Regions from separate parts of the Homo sapiens genome. Here regions 1, 2, 3 and 5 are each linked to region 4. A link is a loop called in an ENCODE intact Hi-C map of the cell type or tissue named here. Cell type or tissue: A673. All regions are shown on one strand.

Evidence for each region. Hi-C counts contacts between places; a loop is a spot of excess contacts. Peaks named below come from ENCODE experiments on the same cell type or tissue, not always from the same donor. Only the 100,000 strongest peaks of a DNase experiment are listed, where the experiment ranks them.
Region 1: a loop joins it to region 4, with 4 times the contacts of the local background. A loop is called at or near these places in 16 of 110 quality-filtered maps.
Region 2: it touches region 4 in a loop (3-fold over the local background); 5 of 110 quality-filtered maps call a loop at or near these places.
Region 3: it touches region 4 in a loop (9-fold over the local background); 8 of 110 quality-filtered maps call a loop at or near these places.
Region 5: it touches region 4 in a loop (6-fold over the local background); 88 of 110 quality-filtered maps call a loop at or near these places.

Annotation. Positions count from the first base shown.
Region 1 is chr12:77,150,757-77,155,756 of GRCh38, reverse strand. LOC105369853 (a long non-coding RNA gene) reads right to left here. Exons shown (of 5, transcript XR_945118.2): 5 at 3,653-3,736. Among named protein-coding and RNA genes, the nearest start is that of E2F7, 88 kb to the right of the region's middle. In A673, a CTCF peak has its summit at 2,992 (motif pointing left); a DNase peak (open chromatin) is centred at 2,946.
Region 2 is chr12:77,612,635-77,617,634 of GRCh38, reverse strand. It overlaps a transcript of NAV3 not described here. Among named protein-coding and RNA genes, the nearest start is that of NAV3, 220 kb to the left of the region's middle. In A673, CTCF peaks have their summits at 1,915 and 2,115; a DNase peak (open chromatin) is centred at 2,094.
Region 3 is chr12:77,830,635-77,835,634 of GRCh38, reverse strand. NAV3 (neuron navigator 3) reads right to left here and starts at 4,741. Exons shown (of 40, transcript NM_001024383.2): 1 at 3,931-4,741. The coding sequence starts at 4,173. In A673, no CTCF peak of the experiment used is centred here; a DNase peak (open chromatin) is centred at 2,154; H3K27ac peaks cover 692 bases.
Region 4 is chr12:77,923,626-77,928,625 of GRCh38, reverse strand. The region is part of intron 1 of NAV3 (neuron navigator 3); the gene reads right to left. Among named protein-coding and RNA genes, the nearest start is that of NAV3, 95 kb to the right of the region's middle. In A673, CTCF peaks have their summits at 2,627 and 2,861; DNase peaks (open chromatin) are centred at 2,955, 3,655 and 4,545; H3K4me3 peaks cover 973 bases; H3K27ac peaks cover 1,560 bases.
Region 5 is chr12:77,717,556-77,722,555 of GRCh38, reverse strand. It overlaps a transcript of NAV3 not described here. Among named protein-coding and RNA genes, the nearest start is that of NAV3, 110 kb to the left of the region's middle. In A673, a CTCF peak has its summit at 2,087; a DNase peak (open chromatin) is centred at 2,145; H3K27ac peaks cover 1,289 bases.

The DNA.
Region 1 (5,000 bases), 770 kb after region 4:
AGCAGAATTCTTTAATTTCTAATAGTTAGCTCACTTACAAAACAGGCTACAGTGTTATTTTAAGTATTCTTTGTTGTATAACACACTACTCCCAAAATTCAGGAGCTTAAAATAACAACAAACATGTATTATCTCTCATGGTTCTGTGTGTTGACTAGACATTTCGGCTTCTGTGCTGATGACTGGGGCAATGAGCTAGCTGGAAGGTCTACAGTGCTCTCACTTATATAGTAGGCACTACTGTTGGCTGCTGGTAGGGAGCTCAGTTGGATGTGTTGGCAAGAGGTCTTGGTTCTTCTACTCTATAGAGGCCATTGTACGTTGTTACTTAAATTCTCACAGCACAGCAATTTGGTTCCAAGAAAGAGCATTGTAATAGTGAGTATTTCAACAGTATTAACCCAACATGCAAACACTTACTGTGGTAAGCAGAATAAAATAAAATAAAGGCCCCCCCAAAGACATCTATGCTCTAAAACTTCCAAACTTATGAATATGTTACCTTAAATAGCAAAAGGCACTTTGCAATGTGATTAAGTTAAGGCGAGGCGGGGAGAGTGTCTGGGATTATCCAGGTGGACCCAATAATGCAATCAAAAAAATATTTTATAAGAGGGAGGTAGAAGTAAGACATTTGTCCACGTTATGCTGCTGATTTTGAAAATGAAAGTGGAAGAAAGGGCCACAAGCCAAGGAATACAGGCATTCTCTAGAGGCTAAACAAGACAATGAAATTCTCCCCTACAGCCTCCAGAAAGAATGCAGCCCTGCTGACACCTTGATTTTAGCCCAATGACACTTCTGATCTACAGAACTATAAATTAATGCTTTTATTTTGTTTTGAGCCAGTAAGTTTGTGTGATTTGTTAAAACAGAAATAGGAAACTAACACATTTGTAAAGTCTTGGTTTTTATCCCATTTGTTAATATTGTTAATATCCCATTTGTTAATACTGCATGGCTAAAGCCTAGAGTCATTGAACTGAATTCACAAAGCCATGGTTTATCATAATAGTCTACAGCAAAGTAATAATGCAATATAAGCATCATTTCCCTCAAAACATTTCCCATGTTTTAGTTTTCTACTGCTACTGTAACAAAATACCCAAATTTAGTGACTTAAAACAACACAAATTTATTATCACAGTTTCTGTAGGGTATCCATCTAACATGAGTACTAGCAGGCTGAAATCAAGATGTTGGCAGGGCTACATTCTTTACTGGGGGTACTGAGGGAAAATTTAATCCAAGCTAATTCATGTTGTTGGCTGAATTCAGTTCTGTGGGGATGTAAGACTGAGGTCCCTGTTTCCTTGCGGGCCCTCAATCAGTGGCCATCATTAGCTCTGGAGGCTTCTCTCCAGTCCTCACATGTGACCCCTTAGATCTCAAAATCAGAAAGAGTGCATCAAATACTTGTCACTCTCTGAATTCTCTGACCCTTCTTTCCACTACATCTTCCTCCATCTGGAGAACATTCTCTGCTTTTAAAAATTATGTGATTAAATTGAGTCCCCCCCGATAATCTCTCCATTTTAATACCACACCTTAATTACCTCTGCAAAGCTCTTTTTGCCATGTAATGTAACATATTCATAAGTTGCAGGGATTTGGTACAGACATCCTTGGGGAACATTATTCTTCCTTCCATAGTTCTCCAAAACCAGAATCTTCATGCCAATCAGAGGTTTAAAGTACAGCACCAATCTGCTCTGTACCCTGCGTATGAACAAACCCTCAAAGGCACAATTAGCACAGATAAACTCATCATCATTCTGCTGTTCACTGACTCCATCAGCATCTCCAGAAGACAATTTATTTGAGATGTTACTCCTCCAAAATTAGTCACAGTTGGCTATTTCATAACCAGCTCTGCTCTGTTGTTAAAGGGCAAGGCTTTTCAAAAGAGCAACAATGCTGTTTTTGCAATAAACACACAAATTGCCTTTCTTGACCATGAAGGACAACAACAGGAAGATTAATTGATTGAAAATGATCTCGTGACATCTTATGGTGGACAATGTGCCTGCAGTGACGAGTGCATCTTCACATCCCTCTTTACTCTCCAAAGATTTTGGACTTACTGTTCAACATTCAGAATCTCCTGGTATCTTCTTCATTGGAAAATGCAATGTAATTAGAGCATTTGGAGTGAATTGTGATTATCCTATGTTACAAACACGAGAAGTGTTTCTTATAGATACAGAGACTAACACAAATAGGTAAGTAGCAGCCGCAACTATATGTTTTTTAAAATCCAACTGCTTTGATTCATTCCAAAAAATTAATTTTTAAAATATTGTATTAGAGATTCAAGAACAAGTTTGAAAAAACAATACTGTAGCAACAAAGTTAAGGAATAATGTGATATTCAAAGTTAGTGAGGAGAATTTCATTTTTTAATTGATATATAATATTTGCACATATTTATAGGGTACCTGTGATATTTTGTTAAATGCACAGAATATGTATTGATCAAGTCAGGGTATTTAGAATGTCCATCACCTCAAGCATTTATCATTTCTATGTGTTGGGAACATTTCAAGTCCTCTCAGCTAGCTGTTTTGAAATATACAATACATTATTCTTCACTGTAGTTACCCTAGTCTATCCAAAATTAGAACTTTATCTAACTGCATGTTTGTGCCCATTAACCAACCTTTCTTGATCCCTTCTCCCTCCCCCATACACTGTTGCCAGTCTCTAGTAAGTATCATTCTACTTCCATAGTTATTCAACCAAGAGAGAAAATTATGTGAAGGAGCTGGTAGAAGGTAGGGTACTTTGCAATTGCTGAAGCCTTCTTGCCAGTGATGCATCTTTAAATTCTGTTCCTCCAGGGAAAATTTCAGGGTGCCCCCTCCTACCACCCCCAACAACAGATACAGCTTGGGAAAAACTAAAGCTGCCTGGGAAGATGTAAGTTTAGAAGCTTTTGTTCTAACTTTACACATTGAGGTGGAAGGGAGCCTCCTTCTGGTCAATCACATAGAAGCGAATTTTGTTTTTCACTGAAAGTTCTACTTTGCCTACTTTATTGCTGGACTTGCAACCAGCTTCTCTTACTAAAAAAAAAAAATTCTGCAGTAATCATGTAAGAACAAAGGGGGGAAAAATCACTCTAAACTACGACAGCAGAAATATGCCCAGACATATACATACTTCAAAGCAAAGGAAGTTCTGTACTGTTTCAATTACTAATCATTTAACACAACAAATTCCAAAGAAAACACAACCTACATATTGAATATATTCTTTAGTTATGGGAAGATTTAGGACAAACTCTGTAAGCTAAATAACTTGAAAGTGAACTTTTTGTATGACCTTTTCTTTAAAATATTTATTATTTTAATGTAGTCTACATGTAGACTCCTAATATTTATTTATAATAAATGTACTATAGGAGCATAAATCCTGATTTATTTATTTTAATTTACAAATACATCAATCTGATTAATGGAGTCATTTTTCTGTCCTGTCACATTAAATTACATCCATAGTCAAACACCTAAAGTAAATTATAGGCTTATTCAGGGAACATCCTGTCAAGAAACTATTTGGCACACTGTAAACAGCCAATAAATATTGAAAATAGTAAACATGTATTCTATCAAGGCATATATAGTGTAGATTTTCACATACTTGTAAATTCTTCAGTTGAAACGTTAACAGTCCAGTTTGTCCCTCATCCAATACACTTGAGAGTTTCTTCTCCTTCCATTAATTGAAATGCATTCTGGAGAGAGAAGCTGATTAATATTAATCAAGCTTACTATGAAAGCAAAGCCATGCTATTGCCATATGATAATTTTAGAATCAAGAATCAATGCATTCCTTGTTTCCTCAATTCATGCTGACATTTAATTTTTATCTATTTATTTTTATTTATTGATTGATTTTTTTAATTTTATTATTAATATACTTTAAGTTTTAGGGTACATGTGCACATTTAATTGCATGTCCTAATGTAGAAATATTCACTTGTCGAGAAGAATCGGGGAGAATGGGGCTGAAGTGCCTCCTTTACATATTCTGGGAAGGCTTCCTAAATGCTAATTCATACTGAATGGGAGGAAGAGGATTCCCCTCTACTAGGCACTGGGTCTATACAGTGGAGAAAAGAGGTACAGTTCCTGTCCTCAAGAAGTTTATAATCTATTAGAAAGAAGGTCAAAATCAGAATATACAGCAGAGAAAACAGGTATAGTTCCTGTCCTCAAGAAGTGTATAATCTATTAGAAAGATTAAAATCAGAAGTGCAAGGAAGTATTATAAATGCTGAGATAGAAAAAATGAAAAAAAAGAAAGAACTTGTCATTTCAAAGTTAGTTCTAAGGGTGAACGGCTGGGAAACGTTCTACTCTTGTGCTTGAGCACATCAGCTCCCTGCTGTAAAAGGCACCTGAAAGTCTTATCTTTCTGTGCGAGATGTAGGAAATGTTATGAAAAACTGAATGAAGGAAAAGGCCCCAGGCCAACTTGAGGCTGATTCATGATCAAAGCATTGTTTGCAGTAGGCTAGTCCCTAACCATCAGGTATAGACTCAAATGCCAGATAGCAAATGCCAGAATGTAGCTTCCTGCTGGGTGCCACCCATGGGCACACCTACATACACGGGATATGCTGCCTCACACTAGAGATATTTCTTTCACTTTGGTGTTCATTCAACAGCCTTAGAAATACTCAAGGGCTTAGAACCCTGACTCACCAGTACCACAGTCCCCTTTTCCCCACCCAGGTCTCCAAAGAGATATGTGTGTTCTGCGTAAATAGGATTCTTGGAGATATGTCCCAAAATCCCAAATTATCTGAGTTCAAGGAGCTAAAGAGCTCCCTTCTCACTATCATCTTCCTGCAGCCTCCCCAGCCCCCACTCAGCAATGGCCATTCCTAGGTGAGGATGGGATCTCTGGCAAGGATTATGTCTCCTATTTCTTTTTGGGGATCCTCCACAGTTCCTGCCATAACACCTTACAGGTTAGTTCATTAAATGATTGAT
Region 2 (5,000 bases), 310 kb after region 4:
TGGAGGATCCCTCCTGTCTCCTTGCTTGGCCGCCCTGAAATCATTAGACTGCTTCTCTGCTGCAAACCCTGCTGTCTTAGTATATTGGTATGTTACTGCATAGTGGGCATACAAACCTGGTGGTTCTATACAAGGAAGTCTCAGTTTTTTATCATATGCCTCTCTCCATAGTGCTGTTTAAGTCACCTCATAAGATGGCAGCAGGAATCTCCCCAGGACAAGTAATCCAAAGGAACAAGACAGGGGCCTCAATGAGTTTTATAACCATCCCTGAAGTCACATTCCATCTTTCTGGCAACTTCCCATTCATTACACAAGTCAGCTGTACTCCATTTAGGAAGGCATGTCAAAGGCAAGAACACCAGATGGTGGGGATCACTGGGGAACATCTGGGGACTGGCTACTACAGTTATCAAAACTTTAAAAATATCAAAATTCACATTTCAATAATTTACCAAAATTTAAAAATTTAAAAATTGTCCAGTATACCCTAGCAAAACAATATTCAGCCGTCCAAAGAGCTTCCAATACATGTGAAACTCAATGAGAAAAACTGTGAAATGTATTAAAGAGAAAGTCACAAAAGATGTGCTCGGGAAACTCACAAGAATAGAAAAGATAAGTGACTATTTAGTATCATGTCAATGCTATAGCGAATTCTATTATGTTCTTTTAGAGCTGCAAAAAATTTTGAAACCAGTGACAAGTTAAAATAATCAGTAATTCAAGTCTATTAGCAGTCTCTTAGGATTATAAAATATAAAAGAAATGTAGAAAAGTTGTTGAGATTTTCTGCAGAATATCATTCCACCTACACAGCTAGCAATAAGTTTTTAAAGAGGAGGTGACTAATTGCATGGAGCATATTTTAATACATAATCGTGTGTGTGTGTGTGTGTGTGTGCGCGCCTGTGTGTAGCACAAATAGCAGGTTTTGTGTGTGCATGTAGTACAAATAGCAAGCTTTGGAGGTAGGAAGATCTAGTCTCCCAGCTCAGTTCTGATATTTACTGAGTCAACTTAGGCAAGTAACTTAACATTTCTGAGCCCAATTTCCTCACCTGTAAACTGGTCCCCCCTACCTCACTGGTTATCTGTGAGTCACAGAAGCCTATGTATATGTTGGTGATTGTACCACATTATATATACAAAGGGTCTTCAAAAAGTTCAAGAAAAATGCATATTGTGAAAAAACTATGCAGGGATTTAAAATTTTTGCACCAAAATACCCATACTAACTTATTTTATTGCCCAGGCTGGAAGTACAGTGGTGTGATCTCGGCTCACTGCAACCTCTGCCTCCCTATTCAAGTGATTCTTCTGCCTCAGCCTCCCGAGTAGCTGGGATTACAGGTGCCCACCACCATGCCTGGCTAATTTTTGTATTTTTAGTAGAGACGGGGTTTCACCACGTTGGCCAGTCTAGTCTCGAACTCCTGACCTCAGGTAATCTACCCACCTTGGCCTCCAAAGTGCTGGGATTACAGGAGTGAGCCACCATGCCTGGCCTCATACTAACTTCTTATGTCTGAATACGATATAGTTTGAGGCACTAAGAAGGATAAAACATCAGTTAGAAAAAACACTCCAACATGAATTCTGCTAAAATGGAAGAACTAATATGAATTTTATGGTGAAGCTTGGGTGAAAGAATAGTGAAATCACTGATGCTTTATACAAAGTTTATGAGGATAATGTCCCCCTCTGCCCCGCAAGTTAGTGTACAAATGGATAACTCATTTAAACAAGGGAAGAGATGATGTTGAAATGAAATGCCACAGCAGCAGAGAGAGGGAACTATACCAATTGGAGAAGAAAAAATTAAATTTGTCTGTGCCCTAATTGAAGAAGACTGACAATTAACAGCACAAACAAGAGTCCACACTATAAACATCTCAACTGGTATATACCCAAAGGAAAATAAATCATTCTACTAAAAAGGCACATGAATTCATATGTTCATCACAGCAGCATTCACAATAGCGAATAATGGAATCAATAAAGATGCCCATCAACGGTGGACTTTATCAGGAGAATGTGGTACATATATACACAATGGGATACTATGCAACCATAAAAGGAATGAAATCATGCCCCCTACAGGAGCAAGGATGCAGCTGGAGATCATTATCCTATGCAAACTAACACAGGAACAGAAAAACAAATGCTGCATGCCTACACTTGTAAGTGGGAGCTAAATGCTGAAAACACAGGGACACAAAGATGGGAACAATAGACACTGTAAACACTGATCCATAGATCAGGTACTATCATGATCACTATCTTGGTAATGAGGTCATTTTTACACCAAGCTTCAGTGACACACAGTTTACCCATGTAACAAACCTGTACATGTACTCCCGAACCCAAAAAAATAAATAAATAAAATAAATACTTCATTAAAATGGTATAAATAATCCTTCATGAAATTTTTCTAATTACAAAATAAACTTTTATAAATTATAGAGTTGTGGCTTCAGAAATCCAAGTTGAAGAAAATTGATTGCATTTTAAAATATTTCAAAAAACCCAAGAAATATTTACTTGCTCCTATATCTCACATTATACATACAAAGAAAAAGCAACATCTGCATGTGATGTCCTTGCCATACTTCATCACCTAGCTATCTTTTGGCTGACCTTCTCATCCAGGGCTCAGCTTAGAGCTCATATTTTCCAATAAGTCTCCAGATGTTGCTACCACCTCTCCATTCAGGATTAGTAGCTGCTCTCCTGAAGGAGCACATCCTTGATGATAATACTATTGATAAAGATAATGATGACATCCACTATAATGCAACGAACTTTCTTAAAGTACTTACTATGCACCAATCGCTGGGCTAAGTACTTTATATCTATGATTGTGTTCAATCCTAACAAGTATGTGAAAGCACATAGTTTTACTACTACCATTTACATAGGTTAAAACTGAGGCACTCACTGTGGAAGGTCACACAGCCAGAAGGGCCAGAGCCAGGCTTTGAACTCAGGCAGTCTGACTCTACAACTCGTGGTCTTAAATGCTAAGTGAACACTACCTCATATGATTTGTTTTTGAATACTGATTGCATAGGACAGTGCCTGCTCAACATAGGAACTCAATTCCATTTTTCAAAGAATAAACGATTTAAAATATATTACATACTAGTGATAAATATTTAATATATTTTTTAAAATTTCTTTTTGCAAGGATAGTCAGGCTGAGGACAAAAGGGGCCTAGAAAATACAGGGCTACTAACATCCACATTGAAAGGGTGACACTTTCATTACAAAAAGCTGTCTGTTGAAGAGGTTGTCTGTGCCCAGGCTTCCTTTCCTTAAAGAGCAGTGATTATCAACCAAGGACAATTTCACTCCCCAGAGGACATTTGGCAATGTCTGGGTCCATTTTTGGTTGTCACTACCGGGAGGGTTGTGCTACTAACATCTGGTGGGTAGTGGCCAGAGATGCTGCTAAGAGTAAGTATCCCACATAAGGCATTGAATAGCGCCACTGCACCCCAGCCTGGGTGAAGGAGGGAGACCCTGTGTTAAAAAAAAAAAAAAAAAAAAAAAAAAAGAGAGAAAGAAAAGAAAGGCAAAGTCAAAGAGGCGTTGCTAGAATCACAGGTCCAGTAGCAAGGCCCACATCCATATGTGTTGAAAGACAATTCCCACTTTTACGTAATCATACACTTCATGTTATAGGGGGAAGCCCAGCAGGCAGAAGAGAAAACTAGAATCACGGGTTCATCATCGCATGGATCAGATCAAACAAGGGCCGTCAGGTAGACTTGGTTTGTGGTTAAATAAATGGTGTTTCAGAGAAAAACTTGGAAGTTCCTAACGGACAAAACGGTAACCCCAAAGGGAAGTTACAAAACTTCAGTAAATTGCCAAAGGAAACAGAAAAACAAATGGCAGTGTGTGGGGGTTTATACTATGAAAAGGCCATTTTTCTTCACACACTACCCTTCCAGCCTCACCCACAAACACTGAGAACAATATGCTTTTCTAACTTACGGGCAGGAGTGCTAGAAGAATACTGGCTGCCTTGAATACCAAGAATTTCCCTTCGCTGTACTCTGTAAAGCAAACATCAAATAATGACAAGAAAGAATAATAGGAAACAAGAAGGCAGACTTCAAGGACAGAGGACACCCTGAGTCTTTGAAACATGATTTTCATGTAAAAAGGCTGTTTACCCTTCACTGACACTGGCCCTGCTGCTAACTCTTCATTTCCCATACCTCTTTCTTCACTGCAATGCTCCCAATGCCCTCAAACTATGCACCACTGTGTTCGACTGATTTAGACACCAGCAACGCTGGTCAAGTGAAATAAAAGTTGTTGAGTTCTGTTTTAAAAAAAGAACACATTTGAAAAGTAGAAGAATCATATGTGCATAAAATGCACTCATTGTACTGTTTAGAATTCTATTCTGAGCAAACTCTGCCAACAACTATCCAACAAACATGTCTATAGGTTAATGAGATTGATAATTGCTGCTAAGGCAGACTATTTTTGTTTCATTTCGTTCTCATGCTGCTAATAAAGACAAACCTAAGACTGGGTAATTTATAAAGGAAAGAGATTTAATTGACTCACAGTTCAGCATGGTTGGGGAGGCTCAGGAAACTTACAATCACGGCGGAAGGGGAAGTAAATACATCCTTCTTCACATGGAGGCAGCAAGAGGAAGTGCTGAGCAAAAGGGGGAAAAGCCCCTTATAAAACCATCAGATCTCATGAGAACACACTCACTGTCATGAGAACAGCATGGAGGAACCGTCCCCATGATTCAAATATCTCCCACCAAGTCCCTCCCACAACACATGGGGATTATGGTAACTACAATTCAAGATGAGATTTGGGTGGGGACACAGCCAAATCATATCACTTTTCTTACTGAAGGGGTTGGCATTTTAAAATTGAGAAGAAATAACAGTTTATGAGAATCCTTCTGGAAAATTGTAATTCTATAAAATAAAGCAATGCTAGGGAAAAATATCTTCTTGTT
Region 3 (5,000 bases), 93 kb after region 4:
AACCCAAGCTATAATACTGAAGTAAAATTCTCAACTTCTGGCAAGTTATGGGATGTGAAATGGTGATGTACTTTACCAGATATTAGTCTAGGAATTCGGGATTAGATGACTGGAATGATGGCATTTGCACTAATTGAAACAACAGGTGAAGGGAGTGACAACTGAACACACATTTCTGACACTGTCATATGTAAATTTGTTCTCTCAAACCAGATCATAAAACTGTTTGGTACAAGGACTAGCAGAGTACCCCACATAAATGTTTCTTAATGACAGTCGTCTATTGTGGGTACTATCAATAGTATCTTTTCCTAGAAATTGAACCCATAATTCTTAGCTGAGCACATGGCTGCCTAGAACAAATACTACATTTTTCAGTCTCCATTGGAGCAAGGTAAGGCCTTGGAACTATAACGAGGCCAGTGTGGAAGAATATTTAATAAAACAGGGTGTATCTTTTTAATTAAGTGGAGTGCAATTATCTACTCAAGACTATGAGGTGTGAGCCACAAATCGATGATGGCAACCAAAATAGAGCCTGGTTCCCTGACAACTTCCTGAAGTCTCCCTACCAGCCATACATGGACTGCTCAACTCCAGATTTCCTTTACATGAAAATGAAATAAACGTCTATCTTCTTTATGCTATTGTTATGTTGACTTTTCTGCTTTTGCAGCCAAGTCTAATTCTCTCTAATATAACTACCTTGTTCGATTTTGCTATTTACTTCAGTTCTGGGTTTTTTTTTTTTTCCCAAAAGCTAAAATAACTCTACATATACTTCTTTTTAACATTTAGAAATATTCTGAACTGCTGACCAGGCATTCTTTACATTTGTTTGAAAACATTTTTAATCTGATAAGTGGCATGGTGAAAACATCCCTATAAATACAACTTTGCTTACCACAGAGGCTTATTGGGATATCAGATGTTTGATTAATATGTTTGCTAACCAAAGAGATCAACCAAAATTATATTGAAAACAGTGCTTATAGTGCTCAAATCCTAGGCCAAGGTCATTTAGCAAAGTGGAAGTTTCACTAAACCTACAGAAAAGATAGCCATGGTCAGCAGAGACAGTGTCTCTCTCTATTCTTGCCATTGAATCCATACAGACTTGTGGATACACAGAAGATTAGAATGGAATTTTATGGCATTTCTTTTAATTATTTGCAAAAAGATAAATATTTTTAGTATTTTGTTGATAATTTATGTTTCCCTGCTTTTTACTCTGAATTGTTCACTTTGAACTGAGAACTATAAACCCATAAAAAATATTTTATTTTAACTGATTTTTCTCACATGGACAATGCTATGTTAGACATAGAACTCCACAAATCATCCATTCCCAACCCCTTGTTTTATACATAAAATTGATACAGGAAGGGGGCAGGGAAGTGCTGTGTAGAGAAAGATGGGGTCCCTGGCTAGGGCTCCACCCCTGGGCCTGTGCCCATGGACCTAGTGAGGACAGGCATTTATGTTTTCATGCCCAAATGTTGCATTGTCTAAGACCACCCTGGCCCACCACCTCCCCATTCTGTGCCTATAAAAACCCCGAGACCTTAGCAGGCAGAGACAAAAATGGCTGGACATCGAGAGGAACACACTGGCGGAAGAACACACAAGCGGCTGGACGTCGAAAGGAACACATAAGCGGCTGGACGTCGAAAGGAACACACCAGCAGAAGAGGACACCGACAGGCACCTGCAGACACCGGCAGGCCATCGACTGCAGAACGACATGGACCCGAGGGGAATCTAGCCAGGGAGGTCAGAGGAGAGTCTGGCTGCTGGGCGGCCCAACTCCAGAGGAAAATCACCTTTCCGCCTTATGGCTCCCCATCCATCTGCTGAGAGGTACTTCCAACATTCAAAAGAACCTTGCACTCATCCTCCAAGCCCACATGTGACTCGATTTTTCCGGAACCAAGGCGAGAACCCAGAATACAGAAAGCCCTCTGCCCTTGCAATAAGGCAGAGGGTCTAACTGAGCTGATTAACACAAGCCACCTTCATACTGCAAAACTAAAAGAACACACTGTAACACACGCCCACTGGAGCTTCAGGAGCTGTAAATACTCAACCCTAGATGCTGCTGTAGGGTCGAAGCTCCACACCCTGCCCATCTGCATGATCCCTCTAGAGGTTTCAGCAGCGGGGCATTGAAGACGTAAGCCACTCCTGCTGTCACATGCCCTGTGAGGGGGACAAGGAAACATTTCCTGTTTCGAAATGATTCCAAAAGATGAACAAACTTAACTGAATCCTTCTCGGAATAACTATTTATTCATTCATTGATTCATTAATTGCTGTATTCATTCATCCAACTACTATTTAATTCTTATCATGCATAAAGCATTGTACAGGGAGAGAGCTGGAACACAGGATAAGATACGAGACCTGCCTTCTATATGTTTTCAACTTAGTGGAGATACAAATAAATTATCCAGATAATTAAAAGAAATTATCCAGATAATTAAAATACACAAGCATTTCTACAGAAAAAGAATTGGGAAGGAGGAATGGTGGGGAAGGGATAGCTAGCAAAGACTTTATGAATAAAGTTGGATCTGGGATAAAGCTTAAAGGATCTGAACAGGTGAAGGTGGGATGGGCATTGTAGAAAAAGGAGTGGCTTTCTTTTTCACTTCTAGAGTTGATTTTTGTATAAAGGTTTTTTCCTTAAATTATTTTAAACTAACATTTGGATAGCAGAGTAAAATGAAAATATTTCCTAAGAAGCCAGAGACGAGGCTGTGACTTTGGAAAGCTTGACATCATAGTTAATGCTGCATTAAAAAGTGATGCTGAGTAGAATGATGGTTACCAGAGGCTGGAAAGGGTAGTGGCGAGGGGTAGGGGGAGTGTGGATCGTTAATGAGTACAAAAATACATTTAGATAGAATGAATAAGATCTAGTATTTGATAGCACTATAGGATGATTACTGTCAACAATAACTTATTCTATATTTTTAAATAACTAAAAGAATATATAATGTTTGCAACACAAAGACATGATAAATGCTTAAGGCAACAGATACTCCATTTACCCTGATATGATTATTACACATTGTATGCCTGTATCAGAATCTCTCATGAACCACATAAATATATACACCAATATGTACCCATAAATATATACACCTAATATGTACCAATAAAAGTAAAAATGCACAAAACAAAAGTGACGCTTATCAAGGTACAAATGAATCCGCATGAAGTTCAGCAGCTTCAGTGCCATTCTAGCATGCGTGACTGGAGAAAACGGTTGTAGTATGCTTTAGAAACCAAGGGCTATGAGCAACTACTCACAAAATATCATAAATTAAATGACTGAAAAAGATGTCAGTAATAAGTAAAAGAGTAGCGTTTCAGTTTACAAGGGAAAGTCCATATAAATGTGCAGTATCAAGGAAAATAGTATGTCATTTTCCTTCATACTGCAATGAATTAAGCAGCCTATGATACAAATTTTCAAGCAGAAATTCTTTGAAATGCAAATGACATTTAGAGAAAAGTGATGGTGTCTATATGAATTATTACAAATAAATGTCTTTTTGAAAGTACCTATTTTCATACATTGCAGTATGGATGACAATAGGTTCTCTTTTTCTCACATTTGTGACTGATTATGATTATTAGTAATAGAGCAATATCTAGAACTAACTAGGCATTCATCAATAAGTAGTATTAAATGATTACAATAGATGCATATTCAGAAAATTTTGATCATGACTTTTACAACTCTAAACTAAGAATACAGTGTTTACATAAGCTAAATATTCAGCTTTTCAGCCATTATAACTACTTACATCCTTACACTGGTATTCCTCTACTACTCCCCATTTCATAACATGTTTTATAGTGCACTTAAAGAGAAATGTGCATTTTAGCTACACAAGTCTGCAGGTAACTTCAGCAACTAACCTTGCTGTCTTCTTTCTCCTTGGCTTTTCCTTGGAGGGGTTTCTTCTCTCCAAATTCACAGGTTGATTTTAACGCAAGCTGACAAGAAAGCATGGAGCTCTCTGTTTCAGTAAGTTCCAAAGGTCTTGAAGAACAGTGCTGTGACCCAGTAGTGCCAAGATTTGGTATCGGAAGAGCAGTATGCACAGGCTTTGACCCAACAGCTGGCTGCCTCAGTTTTGAGGCAACCCCAAGAACAGGCATGGCTTCTATAAAATTATCTTCTTGCTGCCAAAGAAAATGCTTCTAACCTCAGTCTGGTAGACTCCAACTTTAGTATTTCCAGAACAAATACTTTAAACAAAACTAGCAGTCATCCTGATTTTTAAAAAGCTAATAATATAATTTTCAGGAAGAGGCAAAACTTCCCTGCATCTTTAGTTAAGTATCTTTTCTTTCTTGCTGGCTGGGATTCATATTCATTCTCATTCTCTCTCTCTCTCTCTTTCTCTCTCTCTCTCTCTCTCTCTGTCTCTCTCTCTCTCTCTCTCTCTCTGTCTCTCTCTCTCTCTCTGTTCAGTGACTCAGTATCTAAGTAATACTAAATACTCCTTTGGGGAGTAAACTCTTCTTCAAGGTAACTGCTACAAAGCTCCTTCTTAGGATTAAAGAGCTCTTAGTTTTGCTTATTTTTTTTTCTCACTAAAGCAGTCTGAGTCTGAACTTTGAGATTGAAAAAGAGGAAAAAATCAAAAGGAAAAGCCCTTCAGTCCAACTGTCAGAGCAGCCAAAAGACCACAACAGTGGAAGGACAGGGGTTCTTCCTGATTTCAGAAATAGCCAGCCTGCATTCTCTTTTTAAAGAAAATTGTATTTCCCCCAGCTCAGAAAAAATAAAAAGAATGGACATGTTAATGGCCAAAACAAACAGCTGTTGGAAGAACTTTTAGCCCGGAAACAATCTCAGCAATAAAGTTGTTTGTCTGATTTCCAGCTATTTTTCACTACTGACAGCCATGAGCCACGATGTTCATTCTGTTGCATCCCATGAAATCAGGCTAAAATCATGCAATAGTGCAACTAGCTAAAGC
Region 4 (5,000 bases):
CATAACACAAACCATGTCATTCATAGTCAAATCAAACCTGCCAACATTTATTGAGCAGTACTGTGCTTGGCACCATGGGCAGTACCAACAAGGATAAGGCACATAAGTTTTTCGTTAATGAGGAAGGGAGGGAGGGGGTCGGGAACAGGTCAGACAATTTTGAAATCCTAGTAGGGGTTCTCTGCAATGATGACTGCCTCATCTTTCCTCCATCTCCCTTATCCTTTGGCATTCTAGCTACCTAGTTCGTGTCCAGATCATCATTGTGAGAACCCCTCGGCATTCATTTAAAGCCATATGTGTTGTTCTCTAATCTTTCTTGCTGTTCCAAATGTACTGAATACTTTGGAAACTGAGTCAGCATTTTCCTTCCCTCTCTCTCTTTTTTTTTTTTTTTTTTTTTGAGGCGGAGCCTAGCCCTGTCACCCAAGCTGGAGTGCAGTGGCGCAGTCTCGGCTCACTACAACCTCTACCTCCCTGATTCAAGCAATTCCCTCCCCTCAGTCTCCCGAGTAGCTGGGATTACAGGCGCACACCACCACGTCTGGCTAATTTTTGTGTATTTTTAGTAGAGATGGGGTTTCACCATGTTGGCCAGACTGGTCTCGAACTCCAGACTTCAGGCAATATGCTCACCTCAGCCTCCCAAAGTGCTGGGATTACAGGTATGAGTCACCGTGCACTTCCAGCATTTTCCTTCTCTAACCTTTAGTGATGCAGTCATACTGGGCAACCTCATGGTCAATACAGACAGTCAATCAAACACTCTGGCAGAAATAAAATACATAATGAAGAACCAGCTACCCGGTCTTAAATGCATGGGGCCTGACTAATGATCTTTTCTTCTACAAAAAATGATATGATATACATTTTTGAAAAAGGAGTTGGCTATTATAATTATAAGGCACAATCTGGTGGTAACTTAAATTTTATTTCACTTTAATTGCATTTCCACTGCTACCAGCAGTATGACAAGAAAGGGCTACATAACATTCTTTCTCCAAGATGTAGTGTCTACTAATAACAGTGTTGAGAGTAAGCACTATTTTAAATACTTTAAATAGTTTAACTCATTCAATCCTTAAAGCTCCCTAAGAGGAAGGTACCACTATTCCGTTTTTAAAGATGAAGATTCTAAAACAGAGAAGTGAAGTATTTTCCCAAGGTGGCAACAGTAAGTGCTACATAGAACCCATACTTTCTGTCTCAAGATTTATACTCTCAGCTCGTACAAAAGGAAATGTTTTATTTATGAGCCTTTCTTAACTCCAGCCTTCTACCTTATTTCTGTTACATCTTATGTCCATCTCAAAATATGGAGAAAAGTCTCCTTTATTTGACTGCTGCAACATCTAGTACTAACAGAGAGCTCCATGGGGAATTCATCTTAACAGTCTGTGAAGTCTAATAATGCTGGTGACAATATTAGCTAAAATCTAAATATTAATACCACACAGTATGTTTTAAAAAACAGTTATGAAAACAGTCCATCTCTACCCTTTTCTAAGAAAACAAGTGAGAATACTTGAGATTCTTTTAACTTCTTCTTGTATCAGTCTGATAAATTGATGTAAATTGTGCAAGTACATTCAAAGTAAAATCAGCTACCATCCTCCAAAGACCAAGTAACATGCTATAAATATGCATAAGAAAATACTGTTAATAAAACACAAAGTTAAAAGAGAATAAATTCCGTTTAAGCCTTAGCAGTTCAGAGTTTCCAGGCTTCTGACCTGAGCATTTCTCCTTACTTTCCAACAATTAACAGAGAAAAATTGACTGATGGAAAGATTGGTTTAGCGTAGACCGTAGTTCTCAAAATGCAGGTTCTTGACCAATGCATCAGAATCATCTAGGAACTTGTTACAAATGCAACTTACCAGGCCCCATCCTAGATCTATTGAATCCGAGACTGGTAGTGGGGCCCAACAAATGAATTTTAAAAAGTCTGCCAGGTGATTCTGAACTGTGTTAATGTTTGAGAACCTCTGGCGTGGATGGAATGCTGTTCACAAATTACAAGAGATTTAATTCTAATACCTTAAACTGTCTTTCAATGTAAAGAATATAGTATTTTAATGTAAGTGAAAAGTAATAAAACAGCCATGGCATATCTATATCTATATCTATCTATGTATCTATCTATGTATGTATGTATCTATCTATCTATATCTTCCCTTACCTCCCAAGCCTCTCTTGCTAGGAAGAAATGCTTTGTAAAAAGAAGCTTGGGAGGTAAGGGAAGGTAAGATGCATAAGGTAAGGTAAGCATTGCCTACAACAATCCTCCTTGCAAAGCATTCATTCCTATGTTTTAAATACTTTAAATTGTTAGTGACAAAGATAGATATCTACCTCAAAGGTGTTTCAAGATAGGTTATAATTAATTAATTAATTAATTTAGAAAGAAGTGGCCAAGGGATTGTTTACGTTCACTTAGGCTAAAAACATAGAACTTGGAAGCTGAGAGAGAACACTCTGCCTGCTGTGTTTAAGAGCCTCTGTGAAAAGTAATGGAAATAAAAATGCAGTGCACAGGGAGTACTAATCCAGCCATCAGTTGACAGGGAGCAATAGAGAAATTTCCAGGAAAAAGTAAGCAACTTTCAAAAAATATTTGTTTTTTCAACAACTTTCTTTCCTTCTTTTTACATCAACTCTAAGCAAATATTAGACTACTTGGAAGATTCTGTTGATCCCCACTAGAGGGCATCCTATTTTCATAAATACCTGAAAATTTTAAAACTACAATAAATTATAGCAAAACATATTGGTGAGATCTGTCATCTAGTTTGCTATTTGCTAAGGACACTTTGATGGTTTCATTTTGTATTCCACTCATACACAATTATGTATCAGCTTTCTGCAGTTGGTGTCTCTCCAGTGACATGCTGTAGCTCCACATCACCACGGGTAGGAGCTAGATCCACATACCTGCAAGACCATCGGCTAACAGTGGCTGCTGCTGCGTAGCCTTGTCAAACCGCAAAGCGATGCTGCTCAAATAATGAGCCAACCACATGACCACTAAGAGAGCATGGAGACTTAGAAGTCATAGCATTAACAGCCACCCTAAACCTCCCCCCGCCTTTTCATCCTAAAATCCTTTCATTTGTAATGCACCACAATTGCTGGAATGCACAATTGTTAAAATGCTAAGGATTCCATTTGAATCTCTTACAAATTATTGGAATATATTAGCTAAAGGAAAATAAAAATAAAAACAGAAAACATGCAGACTGCTCACTATATGAACTTATACGGTTTATATACAAATATAAGATAATGAATAAAAGTCAAAGATTTTAAATTAGCCCCAAATTTCAAATTCAAGCCTCTAAACCAAATTTTAGAAAATTTCCCTTCTTATAAACCTATTCCTATGATTAAAGTTGACCTTCAAAATATATGTGAAATATGGTCTAAAACATTCATTCAACATGCAAGACACAAAAAGTAAAAATTCTCACTAGTTAGAGAAGCAGACATAAGTCAATCTTGTTTTTTTTCCCAACCTTTCACCCTCCCCATCATTCCCCCACCCTTCAAAAAAGTAAAGTTAAATTTTTGAAGGGTTTCAGAAGTGGAAAGTATGGAGCCTGGAGTCAGAAATTCTGGGCTTTCTTCCAAGTTCCACCACTAACTACTGGATCTTGAGTCTTGTCTTTCATGCTAGGATCATATCCTTATCTACCCTGCCTATCTCGTAGGATTATTGTGAGGATTAACTGTAATAGAAAACATGTGCAAAAGTAAAATGAGCTATACACTATAAGTCATCATTATTATAATCAATGGAATATGCTTACTCATGATTTACATTTAAAAACATATTCTCCCCAAACAAATGTGTAGTAATTTCAAATAACCATTGCACATGTCAATATTTAGATCGACTACTTTCTTTTTAATTGCATTGAGACACAGAAACTAATTTACTTTCATAGAATATCCTTATCTTGAATTTCTTCTTTGTCCATATCTGATGTATTACCTGATATATTACAAGGAACATTATACTTTAGATATCTATGTTGAAAATTAATGACTGTGCAAAAACTACTTTTTGTGAAGAGTTGACCCAAGCGGGGATACACTTCCAGCTGCCTCATGCCTGGAAGTCCCCCTACTGCCACCCCTCATGAGAGAACCTATTACATTTTCACTGTTCACCAAAATTTGTGCTCCACCTTCCATAGCATAAAATATTCTCTAGAAAGCAGCTTCTCACCAAGGACTTCATTTCCAGCTCTCCTCTCCTTGCATTTAGGTGGATAAAAATGGACTAGATATCACCAATGTAATAAGAGCTAAAGTATTATGCATCTCTTCCTACTCTAGCCCACAAAAATATACTCTAACCTATTCTTCGTTTTGCCCATGGGCCACCTGGGATATATCCAGGTAAAACAATGAGGCCACATAATGAAAATGTGTGTTTTCATTAGTCTGAGTTCTTGAGTGACTGTACATAACAAAGCATCTCAACTCCATACCCAACCCCCAGGAAACACTGTGGACTGCTGAAAGTCTACTGTGTACAGAGCCATTGAAATTCAGGAGTTTGTTAGAGCAGCTGGTTTTAATTTAAATTACAGAGATTCTCCTTGCAGCCAGACCCTTAGGAGAACAACTCCCTTATGTACAGGAATTCAATTACAACTCCTATAGAGAGCTAAAAATCCATTCCCCAAATCCCTATTTCCCTTGCAGAGATCATTGTGTTGTACCTACAGTTTTCTGGTTATCTTTTTACTAATTTAATAGCATCTTCTGAGCATATATTGTGGACTCTTCATCACTAGTAACTCCTCTCTTCCTTTTGAAGCTCTGAGCTTGATTTCCCAGCAGTTCCATTCATTTTTTACTGCTGATTCTGGGGTGGTAGTGTGAGCATTTGTTGGTCAAGTTTCCACTGCTGGGGTCCTTGGAACTTCATATAACCTTTTTTTTATTATTAAAATGAACTAGGTACTGAATGTATCTAATATTCTAATTTT
Region 5 (5,000 bases), 210 kb after region 4:
ATCTGAATACTGCCCATTTTGTAAAATTACCACAACTAGGCCCATAATAATCAAAAGTTATTGCTAAACAGCTATACCAGCATAATGCTTTGTAAAAGCAAAGGCTTAAGTATCAAAAAGCTGAAAACTACCACACACAATATCAACAAGATTTTTATAGTACCTGTTGCTTTAACGTATAAATACACAGCATGTAGTTTTCCTGAAAGAGTATGAGTATATTAATTATAGAAAACCCTGAATTCATCTTTTCCTGAAAAAAGGATGATTATAATCCCTATCAAATAAAGTATGTTAGTCACAGCCCAGTACACAGTGTAGAAAATACTACCAAACACGATTGAATTCATTTTTATACCTTTCCTTCTACATAGAATTCCCATTCTAACAACCCAACAAGAGGATAAAGAAAAATATGCATCAAGTAAAAGGGTTGTTTGTGGGCTTCGTTGCTTTTTTCAGTTTAAACATTTGTTCAGCAGAAAATTGAGTTGGGGTTTTCAGTTCCATTGAAACACATGGAGCACACAGTTTATGACAGTTGGCTCAGTGTAAAATGACAATTCTTCTAGGTGTGCTATTTTTGAATTTCCTTCTGACAAAAACTATGAGTAGTATTGTGTGTTCCAGGTCTGGTTAGGGTTGGCTGTCCTGAATCAGAAAAGCCTATAAAGAGGCTTCTTGATTCAATTCATAGACTTTGGGATTTCAAATAATGACACATGTATTTTACCTCCCACAAATTACGTAAGGGCCACGAACTGCTCTAAATTCCTTGGGAAAATGTGCCATGTAAATTGCTACATTCCCATAGAGTACTTTCCAAAAATGGCTGTTTAGAAGCTTATATGACTCTCAGCATTACAGACCTTGAATTATTGTCTTAGTTATCTCAACATAAAAAATAAATTATGAAAATCACTAGTTTATAAGATAAATAACTGAGGCTATTCTTTTCACCTTTGATTATATTTCATGTTTTTATACCCATGTTCCTACCAAATATCTAGAACTAATTTAAGTGTAAAACATTTATATAAGTAATTGAATTTTCAGGTTCTCAGCATATCTTAAATGGCTATAAACACATTCAGATATATGAGAGAAGTAAGCCAAATACAAAGAAGAGCTAAAACAAAAAGGTTAATTACCCAGATTTTTCAATACGCTTTTTTTTTGCTGTGCTCATTATACTTAGGAAAAAGTAGTAACCAGTCAAAATGAACCAGCTGTACGAATTAGGTTGGTAAAAAACAACATCTACATCTTTTGGATCTGTCCTGTAGTTATTATATATAATAAATAACCTTAATTTGTTGTTTTACAGATTTACAATGCACTTACAAAGGTCCAGATGAATATTCGACAATATCCACACTTCATAAATGAAAGAATAGAGTTTCGGAGCTGTGAAATGAATAGTCCTAGCTTCTCAGCTTACCGTGGGTCCACTGGGTCCAGATATGGACTGTGGTCCTCTCACTCAATAGCACATGCTCCTCCGATTACCAGAAACAAAAATAAGCAAACAAATAAAAAACACAAACCATTCTAGAGCAGACTCAGACCACACTGCTGAGCTTATATCTATGGCCCTGAAGAATAAAAACTGATGTGCAGAATATCTCTGTTAATTAACATTTTAAGAATCATAGGCAGAAGTGATATTATCAACATGACAGAAGAGAAAGTCCCAGACCCTCCTTCCCTCCATGGACAATAGTACATGGACACACTCCCTTTGTGAGAAATCCAGAAACCAGTTAAGAGGCTCCTACACCTCAGTGAGCATGAAACCACTGCATCAAAGCTGGCAGAAAAACGTGTTGTACTCCCTGGCCATAGTTGCTTACTGGCTCCACATGGAACAAGTGGGAAAAACTCTCAGCTTCTTCCTAGAGAGGGAAAGAATTGGAGTTTGCATCTAACATTCTGGTTTTTGAGGATGCTGCCCAAGGGTCTGGTTATTCTATTTTGGAGTGCTGATGGGACTGGCATACTCTAGAAGCCAGGGAGTTGCTGAAAAGAATGGAGAGCTGAGCAGCATATGGCAGCTGCAGAGAACCTGTAGTACTTCAAACAGACACAAGAGGAAGAAAGAGAGTACAGTTTCCTGCAAAAAGAAGCCAGTAAATCCTTCTAATTGGAAATTTATGTGCACACTTCCTGAGAAGACACCCACAGAAAAACGCTTGAGTGGCCCCCAGAATCACTAGCCAGCTGATGGGTAAAGGCCTTCCTCTGTGAACAGCCTGGGAAAAGTGACTGTTTTTTCAAATGTGTAGATCGTAATAGAAAGTTACAAGGCACATAAAGAAACAGGAAAACATAACTCAACCAAAGAAAAAAAATTGATAAACCATTAGCCAGGTTAAAGAGAGAGAGAGAGAGAGAGAGAGAAACTCAAGTAAAGTAAGAAACTGATGCCAGAAATACAAAAGATAACAAGAGGCTCTTATGAACAACTATGTGCCAATAAGTTGGATAACCTAGGAGAAATGGATGAACTCATAAAAACACACAACCTATGAATACTGAACAAGAAAGAAATAGAAAATCCAAACATCTGTAACTAGTTAAGACATTGAATCAGTAATAAAAGAAAATAAATTAAAAAATCTCAGCAAAGAAAAGCCGAGAACAAGATGGCTTCACTGAAGAATTCTACCAAACATTAAATAAAATGAAAATTCTTCCCAAATTCTTTCAAAAACTTTAAAAGGAGGAAACACTTCCAAACTCATTTTAGGAAGCCAGTATTACCCTGATACCAAGGCTAGACAAAGACATTACAAGAAAAGAATACTACAGGTCATTATCACTGAATAATATCAATCCAAAAATCCTCAACAAAATGCTAGCAAACTGAATTTAACAACATATTAAAAGGATCATACACCATGGCCAAGGGAAATTTATCTCTGGGATACAAGGTGGGTTGAACATATGTAACTCAATCAATGTTATTTAACAGAACAAAAAATAAGTCATATGATTATGTCAACAGGGGCAGAAAAATCATTTGACAAAATTCAACACCCTTTCATAAAAACACTCAGTGTACTAGGTGTATAAGATAATTACCTCAAAATAATAAACAGCAATATAAAAACCCACAGCTAAAATCATACTCAACTGTCAAAAAAAAAAAAACTCTGAAAGATTTGCCTTAGAAAAAGGGCAAAGATTCCTACTCTCACAATTTCTATTCAACATAGTACAGGAAGTTTTCATAAAGCAATTAGGCAAGAAGGAGAGAAAAGGCATCCAAGTCATAAAGGAAAAGTAAAACTATCTGTTTTTGCAGATGATATACTCATAAATGTAAAAAGCCCTAAAGATTTCAAAAAATGTTAGAAAAAACAAATTTAGTAAAGTTGCAAACTACAGAGTCAGCATGCAAAAATTAGTTGCATTTCCATACACTAACAATGAGCAATCCAAAATGGAAACTAAGAAAGCAACACCATTTACAATAGTACCAAAAAGAATAAAATACTTATGAATAAACTTAACTAAGGAAGAAAAGACTTGTACATGAAAACTGCAAAACATTGCTGAAAGAAATCAGCGAAGGAATAAATAAGTGGAAAGACATCCTGACCAGGTGCAGTGGCTCATGCCTGTAATCCCAGCACTTTGGGAGGCTGAGGTGGGCAGATCACCTGAGGTCAGGAGTTTGAGACCACCTGACCAACATGCAGAAACCCTATCTCTACTAAAAATACAAAATTTTTAGGCATGGTGGTGCATGCCTGTAATCCCAGCTACTTGGGAGGCTGAGGCAGGAGAATCACTTGAACCCAGGAGGCGGAGGTTGCAGTGAGCCGAGATCATGCCATCCCACTTCAGCCTGGGCACCAAAAGCAAAACTCTGTCTCGAAAAAAAAGAAAAGACATCCTATATACATGAATTGGATATTCAAATAAATCTCCATCAAAATCCAAATGGCTTTTTTGTAGAAATAGAAATAATGTTTATGGAACCACAAAGGACCCCAAATAGCCAAAACAATATAGAGCAAGAAAAACAAAGCTAAAGGCCTCACACTGCCTAACCTCCAAACATATTACAAAGTTACAGTAATCAAAATGATGTGGCACTGACATAAGGACCAGTATATAAACCAATGGAGCAGAATAGAGAGGCCAGAAATAAATCCATGCATAAATTGGTCAAATGATCTTTGACAAGGGTCTCAAGGCTACATAATGGTGAAACAACAGTCTCTTAAACAAATGGTGATGGGAAAAGTGGAAAATCCGCATGCAAAAAAATAAAATTTGAGCCTTATTGTACACAGTACAAAAAATTAACTCAAAATGGATTAAAGATGTGAACATAGAACTGAAACCATAAAACCTCTCAAAGAAAATGGAGGAAATCTTCCTAAATTTGGTCTTGGTACTGATTTCATGGATTATGACACAAAAAGCATAAGATACAAAAGCAAAATAAAACAACTGTCACTATATCTAACCAACAAGCTTTTGCATAGCAAGGAAAACAATCAACAGAGTAAAAAGGCAAACTGTGGAATGGGAGGGAATGTTTGCAATTCACATATCTGATACAGGGTTAATATCAAAAATATATAAAGAACTCCTACAACTCAGTGACAAAATACCTAATAATTCAATTTAAAAATGGGCAAAGGGTTTCAATAGACAAAAGGGTCAACAGGTGTATGAAAGTTATTCAACATCGCTAGAAATCAAGGACATGCAAATCAAAACCAACTGAGACAGTGCCTCACACTTGTTTGGGTAGGTGTTATCAAAAAGTTAAAAGATAACACTTATTGGTAAGGATGTAGAAAATTGAGATTCTTGTGTGCTCTTGGTGGGAATGTAAAATAATGCAGCCAGTATGGAAAACAGTATGAAAGTTCCTTTAAAAATAAAAATAAAAATACCATATGATGCAGCAATCCCACTGCTGGATATTTATTCAAAATAATTATGAATATTTTGCAGCATTGCAACATTAGTCATACTAG